2 separate regions of the Homo sapiens genome follow, and region 2 is linked to region 1. Evidence: read pairs that join two places in POLR2A ChIA-PET (ENCODE). Cell type or tissue: OCI-LY7. All regions are shown on one strand.

Region 1 (2,500 bases):
TTGCACTTTACATTTGTGCTGTCCACTTCACCTTTCAAAGGTCAGGAAAATTGCACTCATTATTAAGTACCTTTTGGAATTGATACTCTCATCTATTTTTTTTTTTTTTTTTTGAGACGGAGTCTCGCTCTGTCACCCAGGCTGGAGTGCAGTGGCGCGATCTCGGCTCACTGCAAGCTCTGCCTCCCAGGTTCACACCATTCTCCTGCCTCAGCCTCCCGAGTAGCTGGGACCACAGGCTCCCGCCACCACTCCCGGCTAATTTTTTCTATTTTTTAGTAGAGACTGGGTTTCATGGTGTTAGTCAGGATGGTCTAGATCTCCTGACTTCATGATTCGCCCACCTCAGCCTCCCAAGATACTTCCATCTTTATAGTTCCTCTGCCTTGTTTTAGTGACTTCAAATTTCCTACATTATTTTCTAAACTCAGGTGTACAATTTTCATCACAAAGGCATTACATGACCAGCCATCCTGGGACTTTTAAGAACAATTTTCGTTGAGTACATCACCTTTACCACCATCCTAAGTGCCATGCTGTTAGGAAAAAACCAATGAGTTGTTGCAAGAAGCAAAAAGCAATTACATATGGAATTTTGAGCAGTAACATTTAGTAACACTAAAATTGTGCCATGAAATTGATAGCATTTTGCATACCATTTTAGCTCCTCTTGACTCATCTTGCATATAAGTTAAAAAATTAATTGGCTGTATTTAAGTTTGAATAAAGCTTTAACTTTCTGAAAGAGTGAATTTATAAGAAAATTTATGACCTGCTTGAATATGGAAGATCTTGGAGCTGGGGTGGATTGCCTTCATGAAGTAGAAGTAATTTACAAGAAGAAAAACAACACTTCTTACTCAGTTGTTGGCAGATATATTTATGTTTGTTTACATCTGATAACATCATAAAAATTTAAACTTGGCTTTCAACAGGGTTCAAGCAGTCATAGGAAAAGGTTGGTCTGTACTATCAACCATACTGAAATTTTCATTGCTAGAAATGTTCAGATTTTAACACAATTAAGTTAATTGTAGTAATGGAAAAACAATCTTACTTTGGTTCTACCATATATTGATTTATGTAGCCCAGGATATAGATTTATTGCAGTTTCACTACAGAAAATGGTTGGTTGTTCAAAAAATATTCCCAGATTATTTAGTTTCCAGAAAGTTACATTTTTTTTGAGAACTGTGAACCATGGGGTAGATCAAAACTCCAGAGAAAATGCCCCTTCCTGAAACCACTGATGAGACTGGTAACAATTTATTTCACACTGTGATCCAACATGTTTCAGAGTAAATGAAAGTGAAGTACACTATTAAGAGTTGGGCTTTGGTGCGTTTGGGATTTGTGCGGTGATTTGTTAAAGTTGTTTAAGAGCTCTTGGCCAGGAGTGGTGGCTCACACCTGTAATCACAGCACTTTGGGAGGCTGAGGTGGCCGGATCACCTGAGGTCAGGAGTTCGAGACCAGCCTGGCCAACATGGTGAAACCCTGCCTCTACTAAAAATACAAAAAAATTAGCTGGGTATGCTGGCAGGTGCCTATAATCCCAGCTACTCGGGAGGTTGAGGCAGGAGAATTGCTTGAACCAGGGAGGTGGATGCTGCAGTGAGCCAAGATCACACCACTGCACTCCAGCCTGGGCAAAACAGTGAGACTCTGTCTCCAAAAAAAAAAAATAAAATAAAACTGGATGCTTTCTTAATAAGGAAGAAAGCCCAGCAGATAGTGACTGTACCTTCCTCCCCTCCTTCCTTACCATCCTCCCATCTCATTTCTCTTAGAAACAGGGATTTCCCTGCCAATACAAGGTCTGTTTAGTTATCTTAAAATCTCAAAGGAAGTAATGGCTCCTCCTCTCAATAACGTTCCAGACCCTCAGTAGAGATATACAAACAATCTTTTCTAAGTTCCTCATCACTCTCTAGGAAGAGATAAGAGCCCACGTTTGATCAAGCTAAACTAGTTAGATGGCCTCAGATATCTTTTGCAAAATGTTGACAGTTCAAAAACTTTACTTAGAGCTTTTTCTACCTATTTTATTGTCACTTCTGTGATAAATGTAATACTAGTGACACAGAATGACTCAGTACTAGTGTCATTATTGTCGTCAGTTGAATTTTTATTTCTTCTTAGTCTCTGTAAGCCTAGGCCTTTTGGCCTCTCTGCTTGTTTTTATGGTGGTCACAGAAACCGTTAGTATTAGATGGGGCAGAGGGAGCTTTAAGTGTTACTCTCTCATGGGCCGGGTGCAGTGGCTCACGCCTGTAATCCCAGCACTTTGGGAGGCCGAGGCGGGCAGACCACTTGGAGTCAGGAGTTCGAGACCAGCCTGGCCAACATGGTGAAACCCCACTCTACTGAAAATACAAAAATTAGCCAGGCTTGTTGGTGGGTGCCTGTAATCCCAGCTACACGGGAGGCTGAGGCACGAGAATTGCTTGATCCCAGCAGGTGGAGATTGCAGCGCCACTGCACTCCAGCCTGGACAATA
Region 2 (2,500 bases), 720 kb before region 1:
TTAGCTCTTAAGTTTTATACCATCTTAAAACTGAAAGTGAACAGCTAGATGTAGTGTCTGAGGAATTATGATAATGAAGGAAGAAAACAGAGTAGATTAAGTTGATCACAGTTTCTTTAGGAACTCTTCAAGTAGGTTAATATAAGCCTTCCTTGGCTGAGTCTCCCCAACACTGCTACTCAAAAGAGCAAATAATACTTTTACCTTTGGTGCGTGCCAGGCACTGTTTAAGCACTTTATGTATGTTTATTTAATCCTAACAATATTATTATCTTATCATTATTTTTGTTATTTTTAAGCAATACTTTAGGAGATCAATAAAACAAAAAAATTTATTGTGTTTCTTTGAAGGTAAATGTTTTTCCAAATACATAACAACAGATATCATTTATTACATACCTGTATCACTGTGCCACATGTTTTAAATACTTGACCTTAAAGTTGAATGTTATCTCCATTTTTGTGAATGGAAAACTGAGGTTAGAAAGATTAAGAATGAGGTTAGAGAGATTAACCCGCCAAAATCATACATTTACTGAATAACTGGAGTAGAACATTGGATTTAAGCCTTTGAATTTGCAGTGTTTGATTTTTGATTCAAATTTGAATTTAGAAGTTGATTCTAAAGCTCATGGTCTTCACCACTGTGCTCTATCAATCACCTCAGTGCAAAAGAATTACATTAATTGACTGTTTAGTAGAGTTTATGATAAACCCAGAATTTTAAGGTGTATCACTTGTTCCATATATTGAAGCATTTAGTTTGTTTACATTTAAAATAATTACTGATACATTTGGGTTTAAATTTACTGTCCTGTTTTTTTTTTCTGTCTCATCTGTTCTTTATTACTTTCCTCAGCTTTTTTTTTTTGCTTTCTTTAGATTAATAAGTGTATTTTATTACCCCCACCCCCATTAGCTTATTATTTACATGTTATTTTAGTAGTTACCTTAGAGATTATATGCATTAGATTAGTTTTTTGTTTTGTTACTTACCACTTTCTGGGTAGGGCAAAGGTCTTAGAACATTTTGACTTCTTGGGGTTTTTCCCCTTTGGTTTTTATACTTTTGATCCTGGGTTGTTTTTGTTTTGTTTTGTGGGGGAAACGGGCAAGCATGGTGTTTTAAAATTTGAATTCCAGTATTGTTTGTGAAAAATTGTGGAGGCCCTGCATGATACCTTCCTCCAAAGTAAATTTAATTTTGTTCCGGCAGGCAGGTAAAGTACAGTCAGATCACCGTGATCTAGTTGAGGCTAGCTTTTAGTTAGTGTTGGTCTGTTAACAGTTTGCCTTTATTTCCAGGACATACCTATTCACAGAGCATAGTTCCTCTGGGGTCTGAACTGAAAGAAAGCCTGAGGTGTTTGCCAGGTTGCCTTCTGAATTAATGTTCCTAGAATTCTAACAGTTGTCTCTTCAGCACAGATCTTCAGCCTCCCTTTGATAGTTTCTGTTTGGATTCTTGGTGTCATCACCCCTTGCTTAGGGTGCTGTATCAGTAAACATCTCAGTGAAAAATTTCTTGCAGAAATTGCGGCTCTTTGTGTTTCTCTCCTCTTCAGAACCTTGACATCTTAAGTCCTAGCTGCTTGGTAACCAACTCCACTTTTGTCTTTCTGGTTGGGCTCTTATTTCCAGTCCTCCAAAGACAGCAAGTGACTGAAGGGAACCAGTGAAGGCTGGTATGGGGCTCCTCTCAGTATGTTTGCCTTTTCTCCGGAATCTTGGCCCTACAAGTCTAGGTTGCCTTTGTTACTCTTGATGCTTTTAAACACTGGGGGTTTTTGGTTTGTTTTTTTAATTGTGGTCAAATACATATAAAATTTACCATCTTACCCTTAAGTGTGCAGTTCAGAGCTATTAAGTGTACGTTCACATTGTTGTACAGAGCTGTCACCACCATCCTCTCCAGAATTCTTTTCATCTTGCAAAACTGAAATTCTGTACTCACTAAACAGTAACTTTCCATTTTCCCCTCCACCAAGCCTCTGCCAGCTACCATTCTACCTTCTCTGTTTATGATTTGATCACTCATTACCTCATGTAAGTGGAATCATAAGGTGTTTGTCCCTTTGTCACTGGCATATTTCACTTAGCATGTCCTTAAGGTTCATCGTATTACGGCATATGTGAGAGTTTACTTCCTTTCTAAGGCTGCATAATACCGCATTCTATGTGTAGACCACATTTTGTTTATCTGTTCATCTGTTGATGGACACTTGAGTTGTTTTCACCTTTTGGCTACTGTGAATAATGTTGCTGTGAACACGAATGTACAAATACCTCTTCAAGATGTGCTTTCATTTCTTTTGGGTGTATACCCAGAAGTGGAATTAGTGGATCCTATGTTAATTGTTTTTGTAATTTTTGAGGAACTGCTATATTGCTTTCCACAGCAGCTATACTATCTTAGGTTTCCACCAACAGTGCACGAGAGCTCTAATTTTTCCACATTCTTGTCAAAACTTGTTATTTTGTGTTTTGTGTTTTTTTTTTT

Evidence for each region. Peaks named below come from ENCODE experiments on the same cell type or tissue, not always from the same donor. Only the 100,000 strongest peaks of a DNase experiment are listed, where the experiment ranks them.
Region 2: POLR2A ChIA-PET joins it to region 1 with 7 read pairs; 1 of 35 experiments calls an interaction of 5 or more read pairs at or near these places.

Annotation. Positions count from the first base shown.
Region 1 is chr2:223,801,493-223,803,992 of GRCh38, reverse strand. All of the region lies in intron 1 of AP1S3 (adaptor related protein complex 1 subunit sigma 3), which reads left to right. Among named protein-coding and RNA genes, the nearest start is that of AP1S3, 35 kb to the left of the region's middle. In OCI-LY7, no CTCF peak of the experiment used is centred here; no DNase peak of the experiment used is centred here.
Region 2 is chr2:224,523,389-224,525,888 of GRCh38, reverse strand. All of the region lies in intron 3 of CUL3 (cullin 3), which reads left to right. Among named protein-coding and RNA genes, the nearest start is that of CUL3, 61 kb to the left of the region's middle. In OCI-LY7, no CTCF peak of the experiment used is centred here; DNase peaks (open chromatin) are centred at 1,318 and 2,048; H3K4me3 peaks cover 2,289 bases; H3K27ac peaks cover 2,500 bases.